2 separate regions of the Homo sapiens genome follow, and region 1 is linked to region 2. The links are chromatin loops, found by intact Hi-C in ENCODE. Cell type or tissue: A673. All regions are shown on one strand.

Region 1 (8,000 bases), 810 kb after region 2:
CACTAAGATTAGCAATTGCCACTCCTGGGGCTAGAAGAACAAAGGCAGAAGGTGTAGGGTCACCTGGTATCAGCTGGAACTGTAGTGGATGTGTCTGATGACAGCTGCTGAAAAGGCTACCTGAACTACAGAGAAGGCAAGAAATACCCCTCCTTATTTCCTTAAACATAGAGTAGGTTGAATAGGCTCCCTCAAAATTCATATTCCCCTGGAAACTTAGAATGTGACCTTATTTGGGAGTAGAGTCTTTGCAGATGTTATCAGTTAAAGATCTCAGCATGAAATCATTCTGGATTTAGGGTGCACCCTAAATCTAATTACTGGTGTCCTTATAAGAAGAGGAGAGGACACAGACACATAGGGTAAAGGCCATGTGCAGATGGAGGCAGAGATTGGAGTGATGCAGCTACAAGCCAATGAGCCCCAAGGATTGCAGGTGCCTGCCACCAGCAGCTAGGATGAGACATGGCAGGATTCTTCATGGGAGCCTTCAGAGGGAGCTCGGCCCTGCCTACTCCTTGATTTCAGATTTCCAGCCTCCAGAACAGACAGCATACATTCCTGTTGTTTTAAGCCACCCAGTCTGTGGTACCAGGATATGGCAGTCCTAAGAAATGAACACAACCTGCTTCTCTCTAATCTCCCTGAGTACCTCCAACTGGCCAAACCTCGCCTGAAGCCAGTTGGCAAAGACAGCTGGGAAATAATGTGCAGGGGCTTGTCTCCTGCCATGCAGAGCTGGAAGGAAGAGACAGGGCTAAGAGCAAAGAGGCAAATAACCCAAGCATTGTGGAAGGGGGTGCCCAGGCAGGAAGATATGGCAGAGAAATTATGGCTGTAGAATCAGAGGTAAAGAACAGAACAGAAGGGGCCTTGAATGGTCTCTTCATGGGCCTAACGGATGCAGCAGAAATCGTGAGCTTGGCTAGTCTGACAGGGCTGCCCCAGGGTAGGAAAACAGTCCAAGCACTTCTCCCCTGGGTGGGTCAGAAAAGCAGTCAATGACCTCCTTCCCAACAGCCTCAAAAGTGAAATCAGGAAAGATCACTCTGGAAGAAGGATGGTCCCTTCAAGACTGGAGTGACAGCTGCCGCCACTCTCCTCTGCCTGAGAACGGAGGGACACCCTGTCTCCAGGGTTGGACGCGATAACTTTCATGAGTAATCAATTTGCAAACAGACTGAGAAAAGGCAACACATCCCCCGGTTGCATCTTCAGATAAAAAGGAGTATGTTTTGAATTTGACAACCAATCTACCTTTAATCCTATCAGGAAATAAACCTCAATCATAATCTGATGTTTTGGACTTGCATCGCTTCTAAGGGAAAGTGTTTCCTCTATCCCTTGTTCTTCCTCTTCAGAGCAGAGTGAGTTTAGTCATGTGGATGCCTGTTATTCATTCTTATCTGCTTCTTAGTGGGGATTATTTGCTTTTTTGTTTTTTTTTTCTTTTAGATTCCATATATTTTTTCATTATGTGTTTCTTAATTAGAGAGACTCCTTCACTCTTAGATAAGAGTTTGTTTTTTAATCTCCCCCCACCCCCATCATCTGATGTCTTTCTGGTACGGATTTAGCCAGAGGAGTAAATTACTGGCGGTGGGGCGGCGGGGAGGGGAGGGTGAAAAAACCTGGCTGTGGAGTTGAACATTTGGTATTTATCACTGAATTCTAAATATGGGTTATTATCGGAGACGTTAGCTACTAAAATGCCATGTGCCATTGGCCTGATTACTACTCTTTGGGGCATTCATTGTTATCTAGTGACCCTAAGACTTCCAGAGACCATGTGACTTACTTCCCAAAGAAGCTTCTCAGTCCCATAATACATTGAGCGCCTGGCTCAGTGGGGCTGGCCTTTAAGGCCATAGCATTTCTCATCACAACAGTGTTCATCTTTTGCGTGCTGACCTAGTTCCAGGCTTTTGTATTAAGGGTTACTTACTTTGTTTCAAACTGTCAGAGATAAGTAGTATTATCCCCATTTTCTAGATGAGGAAACTGAGATTCAGAGAGGCTAAAATTCTTGGCCAAGAACACATAGCTAGATAATGGCTGACTTGGAGGGCTTGAACCCAGATGAATCTGGTTCCAAAACCTACACCCTTCTGCATCACCTACCTCTCTGTGTAGGTTTTGGAACCAGATTCATCTGGGTTCAAACCCCCAAGTTTGCCATGTATTAGCTCTGTCGATCAATACCATTTGCAAAGAGAAACACAAAAACAGTGAAAGGCTTTGAACTTGGTATCTTAGAAGTCATTTAAGCCACTGATATTCAGAGAGGTAAACAACATAGCAGTTACGAGTTAATAGTACAGGGTTGAAGTCAGAGAAACTTGACTGAACCTCTTCTCTGCCCTTCAAATAGCTGTACTGCCTTGGATACACTGTAGGAACCACATTCTTTATCACTAGTTCTGGATGATTTAATGGGTTTGGGTATGAGTTTTCTCACCTGTAAAAGTGGGCCAAAAGGTGGGGGTGAGGGTTAATGACATAATAATTTAAGGTGCATACTCCAGGGATAGACATAGACTAGGCATTCTGTAGATATTATTAATTAAGTTATGACTCAACAAATATTTGAGTATACCTAATACCGTGTTAAATAAAAAGAAAAGTAAAATATAGCTTGCCGTAGATAAGAGGTGAACGAGGCCACAAGAAAGGAAAATTTCTAATGCAAATATAAACACTGGGATGTGCAAAGATTCACGATAAGTGCTATAGAAGCAAAAGAGTCCCTTGCAGGATAGGATGGTCGGAGACAGAGGTGGGATTTGAGCTGGACCTTGGAGGACCTTAAATGGTTCAGATGGTGTGACTTAGTGTGGGCGACTGGTTCGCAACAAGTAAAGGAGCTCTCTCCAGGACATAACTCAACTATTTCACTGGGCATATTGTTTAGTTGATCTGATACCTTTTTAATGCAAAACTTTCTCAATAAAGTAAGCAGTGAATTGAACATGCTCTGCCTCAAGCTCTTTATCCTATTATGGAGACGTAACAAGTCATTTGCAGCCACCTTCTTGGAATAGTACCGATTTAGTTCAAGGGTCAACAAACTTTCTGTGAAGGACAAGATAGTGAGTATTTTTTAATTTGTGGGCTGTCCAACTACTGAGCTTTGCTGTAGCACAAAAGCAGCTATAGACAGTAAGAAAGCACGGATATTTAGTCCACAGGTCATAGTTTGCCAAATCCTAGTTAAGATGACTGAGAAAGAGGAGAGAAGGCCTTTTAAAAGCGAAAAAAAAAACAACACAAGCAAAGGTCTGAGCAACGCGTTGACCTAGCAACTCTGAAGAGACCTACATACAAAGAGTAGAGGGTTCAAGGCCATAGGATGTCACACAAAAAACATGGAATTAAAATGTTGATGGTAGACAGAGCCTAGATTGGGAGATAATCAAATACTGCTTTGTAGTTCACAGCCAACTCTGACAAGCACCACCTGTTCCTGAGATTCGGGCAATGAGATGCCCCAGAAGAATGGGTATGAGTGTGTAGTGAAAAGAATCAAATTTCTCCAGGAGAACTGTCAGATGAAAAGCAAAACAAGAGCAAAACACTGCACTGTCTACATTTGTTAGGTCCTCTGTTAATATGAAAAGGCAGGAATCCTGGGACTGAACTAAGAGCTTCCTGCCTGGCCAGGACATACATATGCATTGTGCAAAGCATTTTGCATGCAGGAGACAATCATTTATTCATCAAATGAACAAATTCATCACTTCAGAGCACACAGGACCATGCCTGATTTGTCTGTCATTAACAAATGACTCCTTGCTATAAATCTGGCCAAGCTATCTATTATCCATCCATCCATCCATCCATCCATCCATCCATCCATCCATCCATCCACTCATTCATCAAGTTCCTGTTGTGATTACAAAATTTCATACCAAAGGGTCAGTGTTGGGGCCAGAATCTCCAGAAAAAAGAGGTCAGAAGCATAGGAGAGCAAGCTCAACCTAAAACATTCACTAAATCTGCAAAAAGGTGTCCTTGGAACTTTGCCAGGATGAACAATGGCTTTCTTAGGGATCCTATCTGGACTTGACAGGGACACCATGTTTATGGGTTTTATATTCAAAGAGGGATCTCGGGCCTTGCTGATCCCTTCCCTTTCCACAGCGTCCTGGGATTCCTCATGGTATTCTTCACTCCGGTACTACCCCAGGAAGAGACCAAACAAAAGTGCAAGCCTGCATGCAGGCTGCTGCAGATGTTGCAGACATGTTGTCTTTGGCCTTTCTTTTTAGGCAAAGGGAAAAAGTCCAGTGGGCACTTTGTAGCTGTCCTGACTGTGCAGATTAGTTTTTTTCAACATCAAAGGACCATGTGTTATTATGCTCAGTTCTATAATGTGCATTTGACTGGTGTTTTTTTTATGTGTATGTGGAGTGGGGTAATGAGGAAAAGGCATATATCTTGTAACCTGGCTCATACTTATTACAAACAGGGGACTCTTCCTAGAGTCGATGGATGGGGCTATAGAGGATTCAACAACCACCAGAAATTTTGTACAAAATTTGAAAGACAGGCTGTATAGCCTTCACCAGATTCTCTTGAGGGTCTCAGACCTCAGGGAGGGTAGGAATGGCAGCTCCCAACGGATTTGACTAGCAACTAAGGGAACCCACTCCCCAAACCTGCTTCCTGATTTCATTTCATAATGCCCTAGGCCTTTGCTGTTGCCAAGATGCACTGGCTTACTGCCAAAGAAGACAGGCTCTTATCTGAGTTAGTTCTGCCACCTACAGCACAGAGCCCAGCAAAGCCATTGCATCTTTGCAGCAGAGAAGAAGCCTCATTTGCATACATGAATAAGGGGAGGGCTGCCTCTCCAGCCCCGGACTCTCCACTGGAAGAAAAATGACTTTGGGGATTCTCGATTAGCATTCAGAGATGCAAGCTCCTTTGGGGTGGGTTACAGCGATGGGAAGATATTTTTACATTAAAGGGAAAGGGATAAATTTTGAGGATTAGCACCTGAAAAAGAAATGTTGCTGAAAACCCAGAGAGGAAAGTCACTGCAAAAAAGGAAAAGACAATGAGCTCATGGGTCCTCACAATAAGTGTAACTCTCCCATTTTATAGCATGCCCAATGCTGATAGTCCTTTCTAGGTCCAAACAGGTCACCCCCACCGTCTACCTTGTCGTACAATGAAAAATACTTGCTTTGGAAGAATGTGATTTCCTAAGACAGGATAGTTTTGTTAATATACTTAAAGCATTTTTAAGGATTCCCTCTAAGGGCAGAGATTGTGTTATTCTCATTTTTGTGTCCCCAGCACCGAGCAGAATGCTTGATACTTAGGAGGAAGCTCAATAAATGTTTGTTTGTTGATGTAAAGTAATAGAAATGTAGTTTGTATTGCAACCTATGCATGCTTGCTAATATATAATTAATAATATCTACAGATTATTAAATAGTCATGCATTAGACATATTAACTCAAATTCTCACAACAGTATATAAGATGGGTATTGTTTTGCAGGTGAAACTGAAACCCAGTGTTTTTAAATAACTTACCCAAGGATGCATATCTAGTGAGAGTCAAAATCCATACCTAGGCTGGGCGTGGTGGCTCACGCCTGTAATCCCAGCACTTTGGGAGGTCGAGGTGGGCAGATCATGAGGTCAGGAGATTGAGACCATCCTGGACACACGGTGAAATCCCGTCTCTACTAAAAAAAATACAAAAAATTAGCTGGGCGTGGTGGCGGGCGCCTGTAGTCTCAGCTACTCAGGAGGCTGAGGCAGGAGAATGGTGTGAACCCAGGAGGCAGAGCTTGCGGTGAGCCAAGATCACACCACTGCACTCCAGCCTGGGCGACAGAGCGAGACTGTCTCAAAAAAATAAATAAATAAATAAATAAATAATAAAATAAATAAATAAATAAATAATCCATACCTAGACTTCTTAGCTTGTAAATCCATGTTTGTTCCACTCCACCCATGTATTTTATCTCCAGCATAAGCTCATTTACAATAAGTGGTAAATGAACCAAATGAAAATAATTTGAAAATGTTGAAAAGATTTTTAACTGTTTTAAATACTAAAAAAAATACTCTAAAATGTTTCCTAGTCTTTAGGATTTCTCTGAAGCTTTTCTTACCATTCTTGCTTAATAATAGATGCAGTGGTACTTCTTTGAGGGATAACCCACTCTTAAATCTACTTGCACAGATGACTGTGGAATCTTTCACTCCTTTTGGTCTGGTGAGCACTGATGGCTTGGAAAGGCAATGAAGTAGTCTGTAACTTACACTTTGATTTGTAGTAGCAAAGCATCTTTTTTTACAATTTTTATTTTAGATTCAGGAAGTACATGTGCAGGTTTGTGACACATGCATGTTATGTGATGCTGAGGTTTGGGCTTCTATTGACACCGTCACTCAAATAGTGAACATAGTACCTGATAGGTAGTTTTTCAACCCTCCCTCCTGCTTTTGGAGTGCCCAGTGTCATTGTTCCCATCTTTGTGCCCATATGTACCCAATGTTCAGCTCTCTTTTGTAAGTGAGAATATGCAGTATTTGGTTTTCTGGTTTTGTGTTCAGTCACTTAGGATAATGGACTCCAGCTGCATCCATGTTACTACAAAGAACATGATTTTGTACTTTTTTATGGCTGTGTAGTATTCTATGGTGAATGTGTACCACATTTTCTTTATCCAATCCACCACTGATGGGCACTTGGGTTGATTCCACGTCTTCGCTATTGTGAGTGGTACTGCAATGAACATATGAGTAAAGGTGTCCTTTTGGTAGAAGGATTTATCTTCATTTGGGGATATACCCTGTAGTGGGATCAGCAAGGAATTCTTAACAGAGTAATGCACACAGAGTCTTCATAATGTTGGAATATGGAGTTAACTCTATAGTAATCTTGCCTTTTTCACAGGTTTTTCCATATTAACACTTTAGATTTCAAAAAGGACATCAAAGTAAGCAAGATTGAAGATCCAGCATTACTAACCCAGGTCTCATTACTTTACAGCCTGGTTTATTAGGGTTGGTGTCTTGGCCCCTGTGATGTGCATATTCCTTGTGTTGTTCAGGCTTTAATCTTATTGTCTTCCAGAGAAATTACAAATGAAAGAAAAGTGCAGCTGGCCCTTAAATGGGGTGAGTGGTTTAAGCAAGCTTAGGTCAGTAATAGGTACAAACAACTGAAGAACCTTTCTAGGTAAACATAATTATCATGCTTAGACTTAAGAAGGAAGGAAGAGAACATGAGACAGTTGGTGGAAGTGAGAAGAGGATGGATTTAGAACTGGACACCACTGGGGGTTTGTGCAAGTCTTGCTGTCTCTATTATCTGTTCGAAAGCCCTGGATATATAGGTAAGTGGACCTCAAATTCTAGTCGTGTTTGTCAGAATTATGTGAGGGCATAGGGATACAAAAGTGTGATTCCTTTTCTTACCTATTATAAGGGTCACTCCTATAACAAAAGACAAGTTAACAAGAGAAAAGTATAACATATTTATTGAATCAAAGTTTTACATGACACAGGAGCCTTGAGAATGAAGACCCAAAGATACAGGAAAAATGATTCATTTTTATGTTTAGGCTCAATGAGGAATGCACAACTGTGTTGGACTGTGATTGGACAAAGAGAGTATGACCTAATGGGAATAACTGAATAGGGAAACGCAGCAAGGCCTGTCTGTTCAGATTCTTCTTTGTCTCTCCGTTCAGCATTCCTTCCTCCTGGATATGGGACAGGATCCTTGCTGGAATGTGGGTCTTATGACCTACTTCCAAAGCAGGTCACAGAATTTCTTTATGGTCAGCTCTTATACAGAAAGGCAGGGAAAAGTTAGAATAATATGTTTAGATTTTATGTCTACCTTTGGCGGGGATAGGTTCTGGTTTCTATGACCTTCCTTGGGGAAGAGGCATTCTAGTTTCTATGGCTTGCTGTGGGGGCGAATGAGGGATGGCAGAGTAGGGCAGGACAAAGTAAAAGACAAACTTTGCTT
Region 2 (8,000 bases):
AATTGACTTTGCTGTTTACAGCTGCTGTTGCTCAGATTTTATATGTCTTTTTGAGGATGTGCAAGCAGAGCTGACTGCTGTTTGTTTCTGCTAACACAGCTCAATCTAGGATTCCTGGGGTTAGAGTGGATGTATTCTTTTATGAGCTGAGTAATTAGTCCATCTGGTGATATTCTCAGAAAGGTGCTAGGACAGGAGAATTAACCTCAATCCTATTTCACATGGCTGTTACAGGAGTTAAGAGATAAAGTTTATGAAAGTGCTTTGTAAACTGTAAAGAGCTATTTATTTACCATTACTATGATTACCAGTAACTTCATAAACCTTTTCTCTACACAACCTGGATGCTTGTGTGCGTTTTATTAACAGGTAATATGTATATATAGAGATCCTTACATTTTCAGAGCTTATGTTTCAGTCAATGAATAAATATGTATTGAACACCTACTAGCAGCAATGTGCCTGGTACAAGCACAGGCTCTGGCTTTTGCCCTTGAGGTCCATCAATACCATGAGAGAAATGAAATAGACACAGACACAGCTAGAGAAGAAGGCACCTTTTCCTTAAGTACCACATTTGCTACTTGCTTAACAAAATTAGAGAAGGTAAATTCTGGGTGCCAGATTAGTGGAGGATATATCCCAATGGATTCATTTTCATTTTAAGTATTTTTTCCATTTTGCATTCCCATTTCTTGGAAGTCAAAAGTGGACATCTGGGATGTATTTGGGGCGAGCTCAATTTTCATTTTCTTGAGTTCTCTAAAAATTTTCCACGGGCACAAGAGCAATCGGGTATTTGCTGTTTCCTTTATTTATGCCTCTTCCCTCCCTTCCCCCCAACACCACCTTAGGTCATTTGATTTCCTGTTCAAACAGCAATTCCTCAGGACGGAACCTTTTGCCTTAATCTTTTACAATCAGCTTCAAACCATTTTCCTCTGTTGTTTGATGCTTGATGAATCTTTTGGTAATTTAGTGTCTGCTTTTGGCCCAGTTGAAATTCCTATTTATGTCTGGAAAGAAGAGCTCTGTAAGTTATAGAGGGGTTGGAAAATTTTCTGAATGGCTCCTCAGGCAATGCCATAGCGTATCTGGGAAGGAAGGATGAGTGTGAGTGAGTGACTGTGTGTGTGTGTGTGTGTGTGTGTCTGTGTGTGTTTTGCAGAGTGCTGTTGAGAAAACAGACTGAGTTGGAGGTTTTCTCTTCTCTTCGGATCTCCCCTGCCCTCTGTCTTAGGTCGTACTTTTCATTCTGCTTCCAGGACTTTCTGATCCTAAGGTATTTGCTGAGGAAAATTAACAAAGATAAAGTCATTATGGCTCCAAGTGATTTTAAATCTTTTATTATTCTTTTGAAAAAACAAAAACAAAACCTAACAGCAGTCCACATAAGAGAGAAGCAACAGGGCCCCTACAACCCATTTAAGAGTCTAATTTTTAGAAGAGTTGTTTGAGTCTCAAAAATACCATGACAACCCTCCTTCAATCTCTCTCCTAACCAACATCACTGGACAGGGAGTGGAGGGAATGTTATGAGGAGAACGGGAGCCAGCTGGCCACAGCTCATGTGCGTATGTCTGTGTTTAGAAGCCTCCTGCAACTCTCTTCTTGAGAGGTCTTGGCATCTTCTAGCATTCACCACTGGTGCACGAGACCTGAAGAAGTTGAGCTTTTCTAAACATCTTGGCATCAAGGTACCTCCTGGACGTTCCCTCGTGGTTTTACTGTCGCAGATCTGAAGAATAACTGTCTCAGGCAGCCACTGAGTCACTCTGAGAACAGCACTTAGCAGAGTTGATATTCTCCTCATTTGCATGATTATTTATTATTTTTTGCCCATGCCAGAATGCCAGTTCTCAGAGGGTGGTGGCCTTGTCTCATGTATTCTTCCAGAAGAGGTCCTGGCACATGGTGGACGCTCAATCAATATTAGTTGAATGAATTATGAATTCCATAGACCCTGCCTTTCAACCAAGAGGAGAAGAAAAATCTTGCAAGACGTTTGAGAGATGTGAATTTTTCATGGGGTTGCTTTATTTAAGGGTAAATAATTCAGAAGAGGTACCAGCCTCCTGACAAATGTGACTCTGGAAGGTCCCTTGGAGGGTCGCATCATTGGCTGTCATGAATGTGGATCTCTGGGATCCACAAGCAGAAAGGAGAAGCAGAGATGAGGTGGGCGGAGCAGGAGGCGTGGAGATGGAGCACGATGGGGACAGGGAGGAGGTAGGGAGATGTAGATTGAGAAAATGTGTCAGCCTCCTGGGCTACAGAGTTCATATCTTTAAAAAGTTAATATCTTCAAAGTTAATAAAATATTTTTTAAAGAGACCACCCCAACTTATTTTATTTTCAGATTATACATTAATGCAAACTCATCATAAAAGTAAAGCAGAATTCAAGTACAGAAGAAAATCAGCATGAATCTCACCACTCTGTCAGTTCACTTTGTGAACATTTTGCTAAGTTTCTTCTTCTTTTTTTTTTTCCCTCTACACACTCATACTTCTCTTGTTTTGGTTTGAAATATTTGATTACATAATGTGTACCAGTTTTGCACCTTGCTATTTTCACTAAATGCCATTAAAAGTTCTTTTTTTGTCCACTTAGTATTATCAAAAATGCTTTAAAACATCATTTTTAATGGCTACGTAATGTTCCATTTTATGGCTACATCATAAACCCTGTTGCACAGTTTGTTTTCAGGTTTTCTTTTTTTATATAATTATAGGTGAGTTAGTGACAAACATCTTTGTGAATGAATTACTGCCCTCGCTGTTTGATTATTTCATTCAGGTGAGTTGGAGAAGTGAAATTACAGGGCCCGAGCATAGGAATTTTTTTACAGACCTTGAAGGATGGTGCTGGATTGCTTTTCAGAGTCTTTGTACCAATTTACATGGAGTATTTCTATTTTGGGGACCTCCTCCTGGAACAGGGAAAGATTTTCTAGCTCTAGAGAGAGAATGACCTGTAGTAAGATTTGGATCAGAATTTCACGCTTTGTAAATCATTGATTTTAGATTTCTCCCACTTTCTGTATTTATTTACCTTCTATTCTCTTGCAGTAATTTTAGAAATGGCATTGGGAAAATTCCAGACTGTTTCCATGGTACTCAGAGCAGACAGCAAAGGGAGGTTTGGTCCATGCTTTGGATAGAGCTGCCAAGAATGGGGGACCGTGTCCTGTAGTGGGGTGGGGCGGGGAAGGGGTCCAACCTATGATGGCAAAAGGAGACCAAATGAGATGCTTCGTGGGAAAGGTGACACATGGGGTTGTAGTGATGGTGATGAGGAGTGGAGATTTGAGCTGATCCTAAATTTTGGAGGTTCTCATTTTGGTTTTAACAAAAGTAGGGTTTCTTGATAGCAGGCTGGACTGGATCAGTGATTTTCAAATTTTCCTTCCTCCTCCTGGAACTTTTGGATTCTATGGTGGTGCTTGAGTTAAGTAAATGATTTTAAGGTCATCTGCACCTAATTTAAAACTGTGTTAGTAGTGGTAATAAATATCAACACATACACATATAAATGTATATAGAATGTCATATTTTAACACCACGTGGACCTGAAGGTAGACACGTACTAACTGGTTTTAGAGCAGACTTTGAATGAAGCATCTCTCTCTTGAATTGAGGAGGGCTCTGAGGCTGGAAGGGCAGTGTGATTTGAACAGCTGCAGCAGCAGCAACATTGTCCATCAAACCAAGATAGACTTCTATCTTGGGGAAAGTGAATCAGAAACTCTATGTTACAGAGTAAACAAAACAGAATATACAGCCCGGATGCTCAAGCAGATCGAAAACTGCAAATGCCCTGTTTAACTCTCAGCTTTAATCTGGTCACAACAGCACCCATGTTCTCTTTGCTAGACTTTATTATATATATGCAGATAGATACCAATCATTTTTGACTGTTATATGTACAGCGGGTCCATTTTCATTTGAAAGAGAGTTCCTCTGAGGACCCTTTCTAACACTAACATTTTCTGATCAACAGGCCGACTTTATCATCCCATTTGATGGATGGATAAGTTGAGGCATTAAGTAAAGTCCTGCAGAGAGCTAGCTTTGCAGTTTAGTCTCTGTCAGATTTTGAGCAAGTTAGTTTAGTTCCCTGAGCCTCAGTGTTCTCATTTCTAAAATGGGAATAATAGTGTCCACTCTGCAGTGCCATTATGAGGGTGGAAATGAAACCCAATCTTTTCCTTTGCTCAGTGGCTAGGCTTTGGGAATGAGCATCTAATTCACATTTGCCAAATGCCGACTCCTCCCTCTTGTCCATGCTGGCCTCATTCTTGCCGTGACTCTATTTAATGTACTCTGGTAAGTTTTAGGCGTAGAAGAGGAAAGAAATATATGTATTGCCTACATACCTATTGGAACTTGGGATCCTTTAAAACATGCAGTCTTATTACAGTGATTCTTCTGTAATAGCAGTATTTATTTTCTGGTCTGGGGAACAAAAGCCTTCTTTTCCTTTCTTCGATTAAGAAATTAAAATCCAGTAGCATAGAATCTCTTAGAATCATTTCTTGTATTGCTTCCTAACTTGACCTTAACATTCTGTGTGACCTTTCGAGGCCCTTTTTACCTCTCTCAACCTCTGCTTCCTGTAAAATGAGGTGGTTGGGTCAGGTGACATTAACGGTCCTTACAGCTTTTCAGTTTTTAAATTCTACGAAGACTTAGGAGTAAAACCTTGAAGCGTTAAGTTTCTTTTCTGCGGGGGGGGAGAAAAATTACTGTTCTTTTAAATTGGCCACGTGGGGTCGCTAGTGATCTAAGAGACTGGTTCGCGAAGGTGGTACTGTAAATGTGTGGTGCTTCAGCGAACAGATTCTGGGGGTGGTTTATGAAATTTTCTTTTTGTCTCTCCCTTCAGCTCCAAAATTCACTCGAAGACTTGATCACATCATTAGTGTTGAGAGAATCATAAGCAGCTGCCAGAGATTGTGTTCAGAGCCAGACCGTGGTATCTCATGCCCACCTCAAAAGAAAAGAAAAAGGAAAAAATCATGGTAATCCTGGGGTGCAACTGGCTCTCCTTTTAGACTCTAACTCAAGCTGCTACATAATGTGGTCTTGCAATTCCTTGGCTTGAGAAGTAGGTCCTGCAAAGTTAAACTGGATGGCATAAAACATGCCTTAGTGATGGAGTCAACCTTTGTCTGGAAGAATCTGGAGTTACCAAAGGCAGAAGCATGGCAAAATTCTCACTGAAGAGCTGATGAGTGTCTCTCTTGGCAATTTTCCTGGTGGGCTTTGCTGATGGTTGAGGTGGGGTGGGGTGGGTGGCAGCAAGCTTGAATGACTGTAGAAATCAGGGAGGGTTCATTAAACAAAAAGTAAATAAAATAAAACAAAAATCTGGAAAGCTCATGTATCTTCCCACACCAGGGACAGGGTACCCACAGCATGCTCGGCACAGACCAGACCCTTTATGGAAAGTCAGCTGAACCTTGCCCTCGGCGTGCAAGGAAAAAAAATGTCTTTTCTGCCAGAAGTGTTGTATAAACATCCTTTTCCTACGATCCTGGATCCTGATCCTCTAGCTCCAGGACCCAGAGGAGCGTGGGGAAAGTATCTTAATGTAGACAGATTTCGAACTCCTGCTGTCCCTTTTCAGATCGTAAATTACCGTTAATGCTGTTTATACTCTTCCCCCTTCCTCTCTTAATAGTTTTAGAAACAGTAATTGACAACAAAATAGAGCCGCAAAGGGTGTAAGGGAGCCCTGCTTGGCTGGCTGAGAAGCAGCCAACTAAGTATCTGTTCATCATGTACGTCTCTGCAACAGAAGTAAAAGATTTACCCACACAGGTGCCCTTCCTTGCTTTCCTTTCGTCATTTTGCTGTGATGGAGCAGGGTACATCTCAATTTCAATTAACTGGAAAGAGAAAAGTTGCGTGTGTTTGCGTGCTTTTTGTCCACCCTGCTCCCTGTACGGGAGGCTGTACAAAGCTGGTGTGGGCTATGGAGCCTGGGGAGGAAGCTGCTCAGAAGTGGATCCCAGGATCTCTGTGGTTCTCTCTGCCCGGGTGTTGTCTTGTTTTGGGGTGCACGGTCCTCGGAAGCAGTTTCCTAAGACAATTCCAGCATGAGGAATATGCCCAGGCTTGAAGTTGGTGAGAGCTGGATTTAAATCCTAGATCAACCCACTTATTTAGCTGTCAACTTAACCTCTTAGAGTCTCAGTGTTCTCCTCTGTAAAATGGGGATAATACAGGTTGAATACCCCTCATCCAAAAATCCAAAACCCGAAATGCTTCAAAATGCAAAACTTTTGGATTTCACATCCAAACTTTTGCCATTGAATGCTGACACAATGTTCAAAGGAAATACCCATTGGAACATTTCAGATTTTGGATTCTCGGAGTAAAGATGCTGAACGCATAAGTATAATGCAAGTATTCCAAAATTAGAAAAAATATCTGAATTCCAAAATACTTCTGGTCCCAAGCATTTTGGATAAGGGATACTCAACCTGTAACAATATTCCCCTAAGGGAGTGGTTTGGAAGATTAAATAAAGCTGTGTTTGTAGAAAAAGTGACTGAGGCCTAGCAAGACATCCATGAATGCCTTTTCTTTTTTCAAAACCTCTTGACTTGTGCTGTCCAAGGTGGTAGTCACATGGGGCTATTGAGCACTTGAAGTCTGGCTACTTGAAACTGACAAGTTCTGTAAGTAGAGAATACACACCAGATATCAAAGACTTAGTAGAGAAAGAAAATAATGCAAAACATCTCATTAATAATGTTTTATACTGATTACATACTGAAATTTTAATACATTGCAAATATTGGATAAAATATATTCTAAAAGTTAATTTTACCTTTTTTAACTTTAAAAAATGTGGCCACTAGAAAATTCAGAATTGGATATGTAGCTTGTATTTGTGGCTCACATTATGTTTCTCTTGGGCTGTGCTTCTGTAGTTTCTCTTTTACTCACCTTCTATTCAAATTCTTTCCTTCTCTTAAGGCCTAGCTCAAGCTTTGCTGTCTTTTTGGGTCCTTTGGGTCAATCTCTCCCTTCCCTAAAATCTCCTAGGGGTTTTGTCATGGAGAGACAGTCACATAATGTGTATTTGTGGGCTGAATTTAAGCAGGAAAAACATATAAAGTGTTTAGCCCAGTGTCTGGCACATCACAAACAAAATAGTATGATTCATTTTTTTTTTTTTTGAGATTACCATTGGAGTCTGGCTACCTAGTTCAGAGCCGGTTTTTTTGCTGCCTTGCATCCTTCTCATGTGTTTAGTCTCTCTTCCTTGTGTGTTTAGTCTTGTTGAATATGCCTGTGAGGACAGAGAACCCGTCTATTTTTCCTGGGTTTGTTCTTAACCCACGAGGCAGCTCTAGCACAATGGATTCTCCCCTATGATTATTCACGGACAAAGCCAGCGCCTGTTGACTAAGCTGTCATCTTGGAGTCATTTGCCATTCTTTCCATTCTTTCCTTCATTCCACAGGTATTTGTTCTTCTTGGGATGCTTTTTCACCACTCTTTTCTTCATTGAGCTAACTCTTTTGCATCCTGAAAACAGTAATCGAGGTCAACATGTATAGCACTCACTATATATTCACCCTATTCTAAGTAGTTTATGTATATGAATAAAGTTCATCCTCACAACTGCCCTGTAGGGCGAGTATTGTCATTTAACTCATCCTTCAGATGAGGAACCTGAAACACAGAAATTAAGTAACTCATCCAAGGCCACACAGCTAGTGAGAGGTGGGGGCTGGATTCAAATCCAGTACTACAGTCCCAGAAACCATAGTACTCTGAATCACCAGGCTCGAAGTCATCGTCACCAGAAGCCCTTCTGGAACACTGCTCCTAAATTTTCAACATACCACTTGGCCCTTCCATCACACCCAGCCCCATGTGAGTATCTGTCATAGGCCTTATCCCATATGATTACAATCCCTGGTTTCCTCTTCAGTTCCCCTCATTGCCCTGTGATCTCCCTGAGGATCTCAGTGAATCCCG

What was found. A loop is a pair of places that touch in the nucleus more often than their neighbours do. Peaks named below come from ENCODE experiments on the same cell type or tissue, not always from the same donor. Only the 100,000 strongest peaks of a DNase experiment are listed, where the experiment ranks them.
Region 1: a loop joins it to region 2, with 7 times the contacts of the local background. A loop is called at or near these places in 32 of 110 quality-filtered maps.

Annotation. Positions count from the first base shown.
Region 1 is chr4:16,513,747-16,521,746 of GRCh38, reverse strand. The region is part of intron 5 of LDB2 (LIM domain binding 2); the gene reads left to right. All of the region lies in intron 2 of LOC105374505 (a long non-coding RNA gene), which reads right to left. Among named protein-coding and RNA genes, the nearest start is that of TAPT1-AS1, 290 kb to the right of the region's middle. In A673, a CTCF peak has its summit at 4,773 (motif pointing left); a DNase peak (open chromatin) is centred at 4,746.
Region 2 is chr4:17,321,341-17,329,340 of GRCh38, reverse strand. No RefSeq gene overlaps it. Among named protein-coding and RNA genes, the nearest start is that of SNORA75B, 4.5 kb to the right of the region's middle. In A673, a CTCF peak has its summit at 4,752 (motif pointing right); DNase peaks (open chromatin) are centred at 4,790 and 5,660; H3K27ac peaks cover 1,419 bases.